Linked DNA regions of Homo sapiens: region 2 is linked to region 1. The links are chromatin loops, found by intact Hi-C in ENCODE. Cell type or tissue: heart right ventricle. All regions are shown on one strand.

The links. Hi-C counts contacts between places; a loop is a spot of excess contacts. Peaks named below come from ENCODE experiments on the same cell type or tissue, not always from the same donor. Only the 100,000 strongest peaks of a DNase experiment are listed, where the experiment ranks them.
Region 2: it touches region 1 in a loop (8-fold over the local background); 13 of 110 quality-filtered maps call a loop at or near these places.

What each region holds. Positions count from the first base shown.
Region 1 is chr2:227,762,818-227,770,817 of GRCh38, reverse strand. It overlaps the pseudogene RNA5SP121. Among named protein-coding and RNA genes, the nearest start is that of SCYGR8, 21 kb to the right of the region's middle. RefSeq lists an enhancer at 4,409-4,458. In heart right ventricle, a CTCF peak has its summit at 4,323 (motif pointing right); a DNase peak (open chromatin) is centred at 4,317; H3K27ac peaks cover 538 bases.
Region 2 is chr2:227,237,505-227,245,504 of GRCh38, reverse strand. COL4A3 (collagen type IV alpha 3 chain) reads right to left here. Exons shown (of 52, transcript NM_000091.5): 2 at 7,481-7,537; 3 at 5,273-5,362; 4 at 1,141-1,185; 5 at 510-554. It overlaps MFF-DT (MFF divergent transcript), which reads left to right. Exons shown (of 14, transcript NR_102371.1): 10 at 7,331-7,419. Among named protein-coding and RNA genes, the nearest start is that of COL4A3, 77 kb to the right of the region's middle. In heart right ventricle, a CTCF peak has its summit at 7,044 (motif pointing right); a DNase peak (open chromatin) is centred at 7,054.

The sequences.
Region 1 (8,000 bases):
GCCAAGGCAGGCGGATCACGAGGTCAGGAGTTCGAGACCAATCTGGCCAACATGGTGAAACCCGTCTCTACTAAAGATACAAAAAATTAGCCAGGCATGGTGGCGTACGCCTGTAATCCCAGCTACTCAGGAGGCTGAGGCAGGAGAATTGCTTGAACCTGGGAGGCAGAGGTTGCAGTGAGCCAAGGTCGTGCCATTGCACGTTAGCCTGGGTGACAGGGCTAGACCCGGTCTCAAAAAAAAAAAAAAAAGCTGCTATTCAAATAAAACGTATTTTTAGCAAACAAATGTTTTATTGGCTAACGGGTTGAATTCCTCAATAATTATAAAGGAATCATTTTCTTTGACCAAATAACCCTTCCCACAGCCAAAACATTTGCTTTGAGGGAAGTTATATCAGCTTTATATTTTGCAAATATTTTCTGATTCTATGAGGTTTTGCCCCAGACTAAACGCAATCCTCTGAGTCATCTAATTTGTGTTAAAGGAGAATGTGCTGTGGTTGGCTGAATAAAAGACCCCAAAGATATCTAGGTCTTAATCCCTGGAACCTGTGAATGTTACCTTCCATAAGTGGACTTTGCAGATGTGATAAAGGTTTTTGTTGTTGTTGTTGTTTGACAAGAGTCTGGCTCTGTCACCAGGCTAGAGTGCGGTGGTGTGATCTCGGCTCACTACAACCTCCACCTCCTGGATTCAAGTGATTCTCCTGCCTCAGCCTCCTGAGTAGCTGGGACTACAGACATGTGCCACCAGACCCAGCTAATTTTTTTTGTATTTTTAGTAGAGATGGGGTTTCACCATGTTGCCCAGGCTGGTCCCGAACTCCTGGCCTCAAGTGATCTGCCTGCCTCAACCTCCCAAAGTCCTGGGATTACAGGCATGAGCCACTGAGCCCAGATGATTAAGGATGTTAATGGAAAGATGGAAAGAGTATTCTGGATTATCAGGGTGGGACTCAAATGTAATCAGAAGTGGCCTCATCGGACAGAAACAGATCAAGATTTGACTACAGAGGAGGAAGTAGATGTCACAATGGAAGCAAAGGTTGGAATGATTTGAGGAAGAGGTTTTAAGTCAAGGAGTGCACAAAGCCTCCAGTAGCCAAAAAAGGCAAGGAGGCGAACTCTCCCTTGAGAACCTCCAAAGGGAACCAGACCTGTGAACACCTTGACTTTAGCCCAGTGAGCCTGGTTCTGAACTTCTGGCCTTTGGAACTGTAAGAGAATCAGTGTGCTGTTTTAGGCCACCAAATTTGTGTTTATTTGATACAGAACAAAAGGAAAGTAATTCCGCTGGTAAATGCGATTAATTTCCACATGGTGAGCCCCAGTGTGTTTTCATTTAAAGATAAAAGAATGAAGACAAACTTTTGACAAGTCGAAAGCGTCAGAGTGGGTACAGAGCACAGGGCAAGCCCCTCCCCTCCAATTTGGCCCCAGAAGCCTCACTCAGAATCTGTTTGCACTCTATCCAGAATATATGCTTCTGGGGCCTAAAGAATTTTCACATTAATAAAATGAGCCTAGGGCCAGGCGAGGTGGCTCATGCCTGTAATCCTAGCATTTTGGGAGGCTGAAGCAGGTGGATCACTTGAAGCCAGGAGGTTGAGACCAGCCTGGCCAACATGGTAAAACCCCGTCTCTACTAAAAATACAAAAATTAGCCAGGTGTAGTGACGTGCGCCTATAGTCCCAGCTACTCGGAATGCTGAGGCATGAGAATCACTTGAACTCGGGAGACAGAGGTTGCAGTGAGCCGAGATGATGCCACTGCACTCCAGCTTGGGTGATAGAGTCAGACTCCGTCTCAAAAATTAAATAAATAAATGAGTTTAGAGTATAATAATGTTATTGATCAACAACAAATCTCATATGAGCAATTTCCAACAATTTTTATATACTCTTTTATTTATTGTTTTATTTATTTTTAATTGACAAGTAAAAATTGTATGTATTTATGGTGTATAACATGTTTTGCTATATGCATACATTGTGAAATGCCTAAATCAGCTATTAAACATATAACATTACCTAGCATACTTATCATTTTTGTGTTGAGGACACTTGAAATCTACTCAGCAATTTTCAAGTATACAATATATTGTGATTAACTCTTGTCACTATGATATGCAATAGACTGCGCGAATTTAGTCCTCCTGTCTAAATGAAATTTTGTGTTTACCTTTAACCAACATAGATAATCAGAAGCAAATAAAAAACATCAACAGAATCCAGCAATACCGATTCTTCTCATGGATGACCTTTTTTTTTCTTTCTGACGATGTCTCACTCTGTCACCCAGGCTGGAGTGCAGTGGCGAGATCTCGGCTCAGGTATAGACCCCAAGACCATCCTGCTGGGGGCAGGCAGGTAAAGCTGCAGTCCGGGAAGCCTAGAGGCCCTGCAGCTCCTGAAAAGGAGACTCTGGGGAAGGAGGCACGTCCCGTGCCCTACGATAAACTAAGGCCTGCTTGAGGGGAATCACACTGCCTTTAGCCTGCAACTGTATCTAGTGGCTTCCCGGCAGTAAGACGGTAACCTTGTCTGGGCCGCAGAATGCAGTTTTCAGCGCTCAGGAGCCTGGAGGGGTAAATGGGGGAGGGGAACCCTGGGAGGAACGGGATTCCATGGAGGGCAAGGGGTCTGCGGGAGACCCCCGGACATCTGCCCGGAGCGCCAGGGCTTGCTTCTGTAAAAGCACACTCCGTGAGCCAGGGCCTCCTCGTTTCCTGCCTCCTGGAGCTGGCGCCGCCAGAGGGGACCCAGGCAGCCGCGCCCCGAGCCCAGGATTCCCGTCCCATGGGGCCTGCCCTGTGCACCAAGGGGGTTTAGCAGCGTCCTCTAGCACCGCCACCCCGGCCGCTTGCTGTGACCAGCAAAACTGTCCGAGACACAGCTGGTTGTCTCCTGGGGGGCGGAATGGCCCCTGGTTGAGGATCCCGCTATAAGGCTCGGAACAGCCAAAGAGTGATTGGAACGATCTTTTTCCTGGTGTCTGTAGCCTGCTTCTCCCACTCTGTCCATTTCGCATCACGTTCATTCGCCAAGTGCTGACAGCTTTGCCTTCTAAATATTTCTTGAACCTGTGCTCTCCCCACTCCGTCACCGCTGGGGTCCTGGTGACTTGGGAACTTGCAGGCTCTTTCCTGGCGGCTCTGCATTGGTCTCCCTGGGCCTTGTCCCCCACATCCATTTTCCTCACAGTCACTAGGGACTTTATACAAACTGTAACTCTCCCCAGGTCACTGCCATGATTGACTGATTATGACTGATCGATATATATCTATATCTATATCTATATCTATATCTATCTATCTATATATATATATATATATATATATATATATATTATATATATATTAGACAGAGTCTCGCTCTGTTGCCCAGGCTGAAGTGCAGTGGCATGATCTCAGCTCACTGCAACCTCCGTCTCCCAGGTTCAAGTGATTCTTCTGCCTCAGCCTCCCGAGTAGCTAGGACTACAGGCGTGCGCCACCATGCCCAGCTAATTTTTGTATTTTTAGTAGAGACGGGGTTTCACTATGTTGGCCAGGCTGGTCTCGAATTCCTGACCTCAGGTGATCCGACCGCCTCAGCCTTCCAAAGTGCTGGGATTACAGGCACGAGCCACCACGCCCGGCCGACTGATCAATTTTCCATACAAGGTCTGGCCCTGTCTCCCAGGCTGGAGTGCAAGGCTCACTGCAACCTCAATCTCCTGGGCTCAAGCAATCCTCCCACCTCAGCCTCCTAAGTAGCTGGGACCACAGGCATGCTACCACACCCAGCTAATATGTGTGTGTGTGTGTGTGGTGTTTCATTTTTGTGGAGACGGGGGCGTCTCATTATGTTGCCTAGGCTGGTCTAGAACTCCTGGCCTCAAGCGATTCCCTTGCCTCATCCTCCCAAAGTGTTGGGATTGCAGGTGTCAGCCACCACGCCTGGCCGACTGCCGTGATTAAAAGCTCTTCAGTGGCTTTCCATCAGCCTCAGAATAAAGTCCAATCCCCTTACTAGGAGCTCTCCCGTCATCTGGTCCCAGCTGACCTCTCCACTCAATCTCCTAACACATCATTCTTTGCTCTTTAAAAAAAAAAAAGAAAAGAAATTCTTTTTATTTTTTACTCCTCTTGCTATCATTCCCAGTTGTCTCTTGCTCCTCATGCATGGAGCAGTAACTGCTGTTTTTGTGCCTTGGCGAGTGCTGCTGTCTCTCCCTGGAATGTCTTTCCTGATTTCTGCTTCAAGTTCACATCCTCCAGGGAGCCGGCTCCTGGCTGGCCTGGGCTCACCTCCATTGTTGCGTGTATCGCTTTTGACCACCAGGTGGTAGCACAAGGCAGTGTTTAAGCGCTCGGGCCCAGGAGCCCAGCTGCCTGACCCCAAATGCCAGCTCTGCCAAGGACTGAATGACCCTGGACAAAACACGGAATGCCTCTGTGCGCCTTGTTTTCTTTATCTACAAAATGGAAATAATTAACTGTCTACTTCATAAAGTTGCTATGTGGATTATATGAGCTAATATGTGAAAAGTTCTCAGAAAGTCTCCTGGTGAAAGATCAATACAAGCTACTTGTTATATTTTTTGTGTGTCAGTCTCTTCCAGAAGACTGATGAATACTTCATATTTTAAACATGAATAACAGAAATCTCACTTTAAAGCGGTCTCTTAACACTATCCTTGGGGTTTCACGTTTTCCAAGTTATTTGAGAAGTTTCCTGGCCATTTGTACTACCCCATCTGTGAATTACTTGTTCAAATCCTTTGCTTTTTAATTCCCCCAACAGAGAGGACTGTTGTAGAGCTCAGTTTTGATCACTGGTCTCTCCCTCTCCTCATAGTCTCAGGCCTCTCCTCTTCCTGTGACGGCGTGGACTGTGTTTCAGGACCATTGTTCTTTTCTACATTTGACTATTTAAGGTAAGCATATTGTCCTGCTACTTGAAGTAGATAAATCAGCAGCTATGTACTTTTTCCAGCCAATAAAAGAAATCACATATTAAGTAGGGAACAGATAAAGAATGATGTTATTACATGTGTATTGTTTAATTTTCTCCACTCAAATTCCAATTATAAAAGAAGAGGGAATTACTAAGATAACTCAAAACCATATGCTGCAGGTTTTGAGGTTACTTAATGACACAGAGACCTCCAGAGCCACATGATACTGGGGTAGTGCTTTCACTGACAACCACCACAAAAAAACAAATCTTTTCTTTAAGGGTAGTTTCTGGTAGAATCTACATGTCTATATGTTCAAGGATGCTCATTGCAGCATTGTTTACAATATCAAAAAATTAGACACAACATAAATGCCCATTATTGGTGACATAAATAAATTGTGGGAGCCAGGCACAATGGCATGCACCTGTAGCCCCAGCTACTTGAGATGCCCAGGCAGGAGGATCACTTGAGCCCAAGAGTTCGAGTCCAGTTTAGGCCATATATAGCAAGACCTCACCTTAAAAAATAATTGTGAGCTGGGTGCGGTGGCTCACTCCAGTAATCCCAGCACTTTGGGAGGCTGAGGCAGGCAGATCACTGGAGGTTAGGAGTTCGAGACCAGCCTGGTCAACATGGTGAAACCCTGTCTCTACTAAAAATACAAAAATTAGCTGGGTGTGGCGGCACATGCCTGTAATCCCAGCTACTCAGGAGGCTGAAGTAGGAGGATCACTTGAACCTGAGAGGCAGAGGTTGCAGTGAGCCAAGTGGTGCCACTGCACTCCAGCCCGGGTGATAGAGTGAGACTCCGTCTCAAAAAAAATAAAATAAATTACAGTAAACATTTAAAAATTTTTAAAAATATTGTGGTAAATCTATAAGATGGAACACTTTGCAAAAATTGCTAAAAGATACGTGTAGACAACAGAAATGACATGCAGTACTGTAATAATAAGTAAGAAAAGCAAGGCTGGGTGTGGTGGCTCACGCCTGTAATCCCAGAATTTTGGGAGGCCGAAGCGGGTAGATTGCCTGAGCTCAGGAGTTCGAGACCAGCCTGGGCAACACAGTGAAACCCTGTCTCTACTAAAATATAAAAAATTAGCCAGGGATGGTGGCATGCACCTGTAATCCCAGCTGCTCGGGAGGCTGAGGCAGAAGAATCACTTGAACCCAGGAGGCAGAGGTGGCAGTGAGCTGAGATCGCACCATTGCACTCCAGCCTGGGTGACAGAGCAAGACTCTGTCTCAAAAAAAAAAAAAAAAAAGAAAAGAAAGTTGCACAAAAAATATATAGCATATAGAACAAAAGTCTCAATTTGCAAATAGCAACTTACATTTGTACATGCTTAGGAAAAACCTGAAGGCATAGCCACCAAATGCAAAAGTGGTCACCTTTAGGTGATGAGATTCACTGTGACTGTCTGCTTTCTACTTTGTCCAGTTCCAGAGAATAAATTTCTCCATCACCATAATCTATTTGTGCAATATAAAATTAATATAAGTTTAGGCCAGGCATGGTGGCTCTCGCCTGTAATCCCAACACTTTGGGAAGCCGAGGCAGGTGGATCACCTGAGGTCAGGAGTTCAAGACCAGCCTGGCCAACATGGTGAAACCCCGTCTCTACTAAATATATAAAAATTAGGCAGATGTGGTGGCACGTGCCTATAACCCCAGCTACTCAGGAGGCTAAGGCAGGATAATTGCTTGAACCCAGGAGGTGGAGGTTGCAGTCTGCCGAGATCATCGTGCCACTGCACTCCAGCCTGAGCGACAGAGCAAGACTGTCTCAAAAATAATAATAATAATAATAATAATAATTAAAAGTCTAGACAGAGTGGCAGAGAGATGGGTGTGTGCAGTCTGTGTAAAACTGTGCTGTCTTGTGGTCTCAGTACAAAATCATAGTTTTATTCCTTGTTTCATGATTTTCTAGGAAAAAAAGAAAAAAGAAACAAAATCAGTTAACCAAGAAAACAATAATGAGCAATAGGAATCTTCACTGCACTCTCTTAGCAAAGTTCAAAATGGGCAGCAAATTGTAGGAGCCAGAGAAAAGCACTATCAACATACTCATCCCTTGGTCTCACTGTGCCTCCCCGTCAGAGCATGGCAGAGGTCCTCATCTCTCCCAGGGCTCCCAAAACTCCCCCCAAATTCCCAAAGAACTCAGTCTTGGCTTTCTTCTCTTAGGATCCCACCTTCCCCACCCCACCCCCACCCCCGCCAATCTAATCCTTCCTTGATCTTCCAATATAAATTGAATTTTTTTTTTTTTTTTGAGACGGAGTCTTGCTCTGTCACCCAGGCTGGAGTGCAATGGCGTGGTCTCAGCTCACTGCAACCTCCGTCCCCCAGGTTCAAGGGATTCTCCTGCCTTAGCCTCCTGAGTAGCTGGGATTACAGACGCCCGCCACCACGCCCGGCTAACTTTTATATTTTTAGTAGAGACGAGGTTTCACCATGTTGGCCAGACTTGTCTCGAACTGACCAGGTGATCCACCCACCTTGGACTCCCAGTGTGCTGGGATTATAGGCATGAGCCACTGCACCTGGCCTAAATTGATTTTTTCTTTCTGGGCTTCCTTCAGTCCTCCACTCTGAGAGCTGATAGGTAAACCCAAAAACTATGGGGTGGAGGGGAGGATATGCATATTTTTGTGTGAATATCATTTATTTACATAACATGTGCTATATCTTATATAAGACACTATATAGTCTATGGCCATAGTACTCTGAACATGCCCGATTTCATCTGTTTGAGGAAGCTAAGCAAGGTCGGGCCTGGTTAGTACTCAGACAGAAGGTACTGTATACCCACATGTACGTGCCAGGAGAATGATCCCCATTCAGTAGTTTTCCTTAGACATAAGCAAGATGTAGCTGGGCCCGATGGCTCACGCCTGTAATCCCAGAACTTTGGGAGGCCAAGGAGGGTAGATGGATGGATCATCTGAGGTCAAGAGTTCGAGACCAGCCTGGCCAACATGGTGAAACCCATCTCTACTAAAAATACAAAAAATTAGCTGAGCATGGTCGTGGGTGCCTATAA
Region 2 (8,000 bases), 530 kb after region 1:
TGAATACCAAAATCCATAGATACTCAAGTCTCTTATATAGAATGGTACCGTATTTGCACATGACTTATACATATCCTCCTGTATGCTTAAAGTCATTTCTAGATTACTTATAATACCTAATACAATGTGAATTCTATGTAAATAGTTGTTATAGTGTAATGGTTTTTAGGTTTGTACAATTTTTATTGTTTTTTTTTAAATATTTTTGATCTACAGTTGGTTGGTTGAATCCATGGATGTGGAATCACTGGATATGGAGGGCCGACTTACCATATAATTTACTAATTATCCTACCCTATCCTATCCTGTCCTGCTTGTATTTCAGGAAGTACATTTTGACTCATATGTCATATAAATCCACACACTAGTATAATATACCATCCTAAGGTGCTATTTTCTTCATGTAACAAATGCATCAGAACACATTTTCTTGCACGACTGTTTTAACATCTTTATTAAAATGAGCTTACTTTTAAATTTTCTAGCTACGGATTTTTCCCATTACTTACTGGAAGTCCAGGAGAACCAGAAAATCCTGGCAATCCACTTATTCCCTGAAGACATAGGAAAAAGGAGGGGGTGGCAAAAAAAAAAAACTTTAAAAATGTTCAATCTATAAACATAAATTTATTTACCATTGCGATAATCTTTTTCCTCCACTATAACTGGGAATAGCTCGAAACGATTGGGAAAACAAATACTAAAGGTTTAACAAACTTTTGTAAATCTCACATTTATGTAACTCTTAAAAAGATATCATTAAGATTATTTTTGGCTTTTTTGGATCGATTCCTAAGGTACAATTTGCATGCAATGAAGTGCTCCAATCTTTTGAGAACAGCTTAATTGAACAGCTTAACAAAGGTTGACCTATGTGCAGTTTTATATACCATCATCTCATCAGACACAGAGCATCTTTATCACTCCAGAGGTTCCTTCATGGCCTTTCTTGGTCAGTTTAACACTTGCCCCTAATGTGGTAACCACTCCTTTGACATCTACCATTACAGATTAGTATTACCTGTTCTTGAACTTCATCTATGGAACCATACACAGTGTACTCCTTTCTGACATTTGTATAACTCTTACTGTGAAAAGCTGATCTTTTAACGATCAGGGTGGACTGGTTGGACTACTAACCCTTACACCTTTGGAACCCGTGAGTCCTGGAAGTCCTGGAAAGCCCTAGATTCAAGTGAAAAAAGAAAAAGTAAACACTCTGAAAATTATTTGGCACTAAGAAACCCATACATCAAACCCAGTCTCAGTCACATGCCAAGCTGTTTTGCCCTTCTGATTATTTCATTGTTAATAAGATTCAATTGCTTGCTTATTTCATTGGAACTTGATAATTGTTTATCAGAAAAGACAAAAATTCATTCAAACCCTTGCTACTCAAAGTGGGGTTTGGGGCCTGCAGCATTAGCATTACCTGGAAGCTTATCAGAAATGTAGAATCTTAGATCTGCCTCACCTCCCAGACTATTGACCGAGAATCTGCATGTTTAACATGATTCTTTAGTGATTCTTGTGCACATTAAAGTCTGTGCAAAAGTCCTAATTAGCCTCACAGCTGCTGAGGTCTGATAAAAATGAATGACACAACTACAGTTGTGGATGAGAATGCCAGCCAGTATTTCTGTGCACAAGAAACACTCTATTAACAAAATGTGCCTGACATGCACAAGGAAATATATAGCCAAGTAAGGACTGCCTGAACCAGAGATAAACTTGCTTTGGGCATGTAATGCATTCAGTTTCGACGTCCTATTTCTTGGAGAATAAGCTTAAATGGTGACTGTTTCAGCTAGGCCACGTGGTGTGAAAGTTTCATTGTCCAAAAGCCATTTTCATCATTCCAGAGAGTTTCAGTATGTTTTGATTTTTAATTTTATTGTTATTATTTGAGAAAAGGGTTGTTACAGAATCCTCTGAGATTGCACTGTCAAGGCCAAAGTCAGTCTCTCCCATCTATGGCGGAATTCCGGGGTGCATGGCTGTGTTCAAGGCCATTCCCCTTCCCACAGAATTCTATTCACGTGATGCCGAAAGCAGAAGGTTTTACTTGCAGGTTTTACTTTCTCATTGTAAACTTTTTTCATGCAGAAAACATTTAAAATTAAGATAGGAATCTTGTAAATCTAAAACATCTTTTTGGTCAGGTTTTAATATTCTCTAATTGTCTGCCTTTGATTGTATTATCTTTTGTAGCTATTCATACATATCTGTAAGCCTTACATGCTTTAAAATATCAATCTATGACAACATGGTACTCAGGTTTTCTGGATTAATCTTCTGGAATGCCTGCACTCATGTAACCCATACTAAGTGCCATGTGTTTGTGACTATTTTAATGAATTTCAGCATCTCTAAAGAAATGCTGAAGAGAATTAAACAGAGTAGGCTACAGATAACAATTTTTTTAAAAACGGAATTGGCATTAGGCTGATCTAAGTCCAGGGTTGAAGTGGCAAACTCGTTCTACCAATAGAAATGGAAGAAAACCTGGGTCCATGCCTTAGAGGAAGTCAGTGTTCAGTTTCTGCCCAGAATCTGGATGACTTTTTCAAAATTAGGATCGGAAGAAGGAGAAATGGACAAAAAGAACACATACATGGATATGGTAGACAGGGAAATGGCAGGATTACTGGAAAACAGCAAGATTTTGCATTTTACATGTAAGCTGTGGGTGTGGTTTCAAGAGTTTGATTCTGGCATCATATATGTGACATAAGAAACACATATTTGTTCTGTGCCTTTGGTTCCTGACACAGAGCTCCTAAAACCCTTCTAATATTCTGAGTGATAGGGGAGTAAAGACCATCTTTTGTTCTAATATTTGGTGTTTGACCTCACTTGGAATATCCTGGGTGATAGAAGTGTCTTTTGTTCTAAGGAGGCAACTCTTGGTGGGCTCCCAGATGGGGGCTGGTCATCAGAAAGACCAAGTCTTGATTAGAAGCTTGAAACTTTGAGCTCCAGCTGCACCCTTCAGTGAGGAAAGCGGAGCTGGAGATTGAGTTTATAATTGATCCTGCCCACATGATGACACCTCCATAAGAATCCCTGAAGCATGGTGTTCAGAGAGCTTCTGGGTGGGTGAACGTTCACGTTCCAGGACGGTAATGCACCTTAACTCCATGGCGACAGAAGCTCCTGCACTTGGGACCCTTCTGGACCTTCTCCTGTGTATCTCTTCATCTCTCATTCATATCCCTTATAATAAACTGATAAATGTTCCCATGAGTTCTATGAGACTCTTTAGCAAATTATCAAAGCAGAGGAGGAGGTCATGGGAACCCCTGATTTATTTGTAGCCAAGTTGGACGGCATTATGGGTAACTGAGGACCCACTACTTATGACTAGTCCTGAAACAGGGACAGTCTTGTGGGACTGAGCCCTTACCCTATGGGGTCTGCACTAACCCCAGGTATTTAATGTCATAACTGAATTGAGGGGTACCCAGTTGGCATCCAGAGAGTTGGAGAATTGTTTGGTTTGAGGAAAATCCCACACACAGTGTCAAACCAGGTTTGAACTCTGATTTTGCTTCCTGTGAGCTGCGTGACCCAGGAAAAATTACTCAAGTGCTCTGTGTCCGTTTTCTCATCCATGTAGTGGAGGTAATGATGGGAACTACATTGTAAATCACCACAGTCATGATTTGTGGGATTGATGTGAGGAGTAAATGAGATCCAGGGAGAAATAGATGGCCCAATGCCTGGCACAGAGTACATATGCAGTAGGTTGGCTTTGGCTTTGATTATCATTTACATATTTCATACATTATTTTAATACATATATATATATACACACACGTATATATTTTTTTAATGGAGTCTCGCTCTATTACCCAGGCTGGAGTGCAGTAGCATGATCATGGCTCACTGCAGCCTCCGCCTCCAGGGCTCAAGCAATCCTCCTACCTCAGCCTCCTGAGTAGCTGAGACCACAGGCATATGCCACCACACCTGGCTAATTTTTGTATTTTTGGTAGAAACTGGGTCTCCTTATGTTGCCCAGGTTGACCTCAAACTCGTGGGCTCAAGTGATCCTCCTGCCTCAGCCTCCCAGAGCAATGGGATTACAGGCATGAGCCACTGTGTCTGGCCTCTAATACATATTCTAATATATTATGAAATTTGTAAAAGACCTGTATAGATCAATTATAATCATTTTTCATAGCTTATTAGTTGGTTTATAGCTTGCTGGAGGTCAGTAGTCAGGGGAATGAATGTGTGGGTGCGTGAGAAGCCAGGCTTAAGTCTAGCTAATGTCCACAGCAGGAAAGAGTACTCAGCAAATCCAGTGGTTATTCAGTTATTTAGTAAATCCTCTATGGTATTTATTTAAACAAAGCCCTTTGCTGTATCACAGACTTTAGGATAAGAATGTGTGATGAGTGTGAAGGGTCATAGACTCGGGATGTTTAAGGGACCAGAAGGAAAAGAGAAACCCACAAAGGAAGGGAAGGATAGAGAGACAGGAGAAATACAGAAAGAAAGACAGACAAGTGTTTCAAGGAGAGGAGAGCGATCCACACAATTTGAAACTAAGCAGAGGGGTTCAGGTCAGATTAAGACACAAAAGTATGTATTGGCATTGGCCACTTGAAGGTCATTGGTGATCTTTGCTGGAGTGTTTTCAGAGGAGAGGTGGTAGAAGGCAAATTATTGCTAAGGACTGAATAGTAGATGAACTACAGGCAGCATGTTTGACTATTCTTTTAAGAAGTTTGACAGAGAAAGGAAAGTCAGGGAGAAGATAGCAATCCTTTGGTCACAAGACCTAAAAGATGGAGAGGAAGTTTTGTATTATCATGGAAAATATTTGCATGTTTAAGAACTGAAAGAGAAAAGCCAATAACAAAAGAAAAGTTGGAATGTCCGGAGAGAGGGGAGGCACCTCGTGGAACAAGGAATCCCAAAGATGGGGCACAGGTGGTTGGACAGGTCTTGAATAGAAGCAAAAAGAGCTCTGAGTTTTCACTGTAGGAGGAATAGAGGTAGGAACAGATGCAGATGTAGACACTGTAGGTTAGGGAGGGAGATGAACTGGAGCCACAGACTTGAAGCTAATGATGATCATTTGCAATAGTCTTGGAGCAGGTTGCGGTTCTATGTGGCCCACTAATACCGGAAACCAGGAGTTCACCATGCACCTAGCAGTTGGCTAAGATGTGGAATTCTCTCCAGGTTTGCAGCAGCCAGGGGGTAGGCAGGAAGAGGGTTAGGTGGGTTGGGGATTTTCCAAGCTTGCAGGATGACATACCTTGGGTCCCTGCGGTCCAGGCAAGCCTTCAGGACCTGTGAATCCTTTCTGGCCAGGAGAACCGGGGGGTCCAGGAAAGCCCTTCTCCCCCTGTTAAAACCAAAACGAGGTGAGAAACACACAGAGCAGCAACTATCCCACAATAAACACACCAATAACCATTATGTTCTCTTGTTTATGACTTCATGGTGACTCTTTGCATGTTTTTTCCTTGGATTAAAAAAATCATAATTAGCACTCAGGAGTGACTACATAGGCAACCAGAAAGCTACCAGTTGTTAGTATTTGTCTATAGGCTTGAAAGTGGTGGCTCTTGGTCTTGTAGAAACTTGACTTTCTCCCAAATGGTAGGGCTATGTAGAGCAGAGCTTAAGGGAGACGGAATAAAAAATGAAAGGGAAAGCCCAGGTAGAAGCATCAAGGTTAGTGGAGTGTTTGTTGTGGGATGGAGAGACAGTGAGGGTCAGGTGCAAGAAGGTGCCTGGGGAGTGTGCATAATTACTATGTAGCTTGAAAGAACGCCACCAGGCAGGTTATGAGTCTGAGCCCTTTCTTTAATACACAGGAGTTAGTAATTTAATCTGTTATTTGTGTAGGAGATGCAGGAAAGGTAGCAAGGGTGGCATAACCAAAAAGGTGTGAGCTCAGTAATGTTCTAGAAGGAGTCAGATAATATTAGGGGAAAGTACCTAGTAAAAGTGAGTGAAAGTACTTTAAGCCCAAGGCTTGACACAGTTCTACCAACAAATAATTTTTCCATGGATTTGTATCTTGGAATTACGTTTGTCCCTCAGTGTCGGTGGGGGATTGGTTCCAGGACCTTCCCCCCACACGAAAACCTGTGGATTCTTAAGTCCCTTATACAAAATGGCATCGTATTTGCATATAACCTAGAACATCCTTCCATATACCTTAAATCTCTAGGTGACTTATAATACCTAATACAATGCAAATGCTTTGCAAATGGTTGTTATACTGCATTTTTTTATTTGTATTATCTTTAATTGTTGTATTATTTTTTATTATATCCCCCCCTCCCCGAAGTATTTTCAGTATGCCATTGGTTGATTCTGAGGATTCAGAAACCGTGGATAAGGAGGGCCGACTGTACTCTTCAACAGTAAAGGCCACCGGCTGATTTGGTTAATTGGGTCAATTTAGTTACACAATTGGCAAATTAAAACAAAAAAGAACAAGTCAGCTATTTTACATTGTGTGTGTGCACACACACTCAACAAGAAGAGAAATAAAAGAATGTGCTAGACCCCTCTCGCTACTCAGTTACTTTTATACACCCTACAGTAGCATCTTGCAAATAATAGAAACTCAATAAATGCTTCTTGAATGCAAGGAGAATCACAGAGAAAGTGCTTCTCAATGGGAACCTGAATTAGAATACATTCACAGATTCAAGAAAAAACCTAAATCCAACTACATGTGAATTATGAAATAATTTAAAATAAGTATAATTATTATAATTAGCATACACATTATATAGAAATTAGTTTAGATAAAGAGCTTAAATATGTTCTTAAAATATTTTAAAATAGTCATCCTTCAATGTTGTTAAACAATTAATTAGTGTCTCTGAGGAAAGGGTTTGGTAAACAAAGAAAAAAACTTTAGTTCTGCCTCTATCTTAATTATCACAAATTGCAAGTTAATGGAGCGAATTAATGAGATTTCACGGCATTCCTTTTTTTCTTGAATTCTGCAATGGAGCTACTTCCCTCTGCTAAGTTTTGCCTCAACCAGTGTGCTGCTGTGGGATTTCTCCACCAGGGGGCGAACTTGAACCAATGCTGCAGGACAAAAATCTGTGAATTTCAATGTTTATTTTCTGTCAAAGTGAATGAATCAAATCGTTTTCAGTTCTTCTCTTGTGTTTAGCAACATTGTAAATAGTGTATACATATGGAGACTTGTCATAAACTTTCTTTTTCTTTTTCTCATTTGCTACTTATTCTTTACAGACCGAGAGAGTTGTAATTTAATTGCCATTGTATATACAAGGTATCTGAAGCTTCCTAGATGACTTTTTTCTTTTTTTTTTTTTAGGTTAATGTTTATATACAATTACTTTAACATTGGATTTGGGAAATGGAACAACATACTGCGGATCTTTCTGCTACCGATGAAAGAAGAAGGTTGAGTTTTACCTTCTAGAGCTTTACAGTGTAAACAAGCAGTATTAGGGTTTGTTTTTACCTTCTCCCCTTTGGCCCCGTCACAGAAGCACTGGCCTTTGTCTTTACAGACACAACCCTAGGAAGAGGGAAAGAGAAAGGGTTTTGTTTAGAAACAGCTGAATAAATCCCAACCGGCAGGGTAAAAGCAAATGCATTTCTCTGTTCTTCGAGTATTGGACACTATCTGTTAGGAGCCAGGTGACCTTGTAGCAATATATCAATAGAAATATATCAATATATGAATAGCAATAAAGTAGAAAACTGAGAACATGTTGCATAAGGGAGAAATGTCGGATAAGAATACATCATTTGTATTGTACTTGGGAATTTTAAGTGTTAAAGTAATGGCCGTTTTTGCCATTACTTTTAATTACCTTTGTACCAACCTAATAATTTATATATGGAAACGACAAAGCTATCCTTTTTTTCAGGATAATATCTAATTGAATCATAAGAAATTGCTGCTGTCATAGTTAAAAAGTGGTCAAATACTGGCAAATTCTTAGGTTCTACATAATGTTCATATATGTGTATGTGTA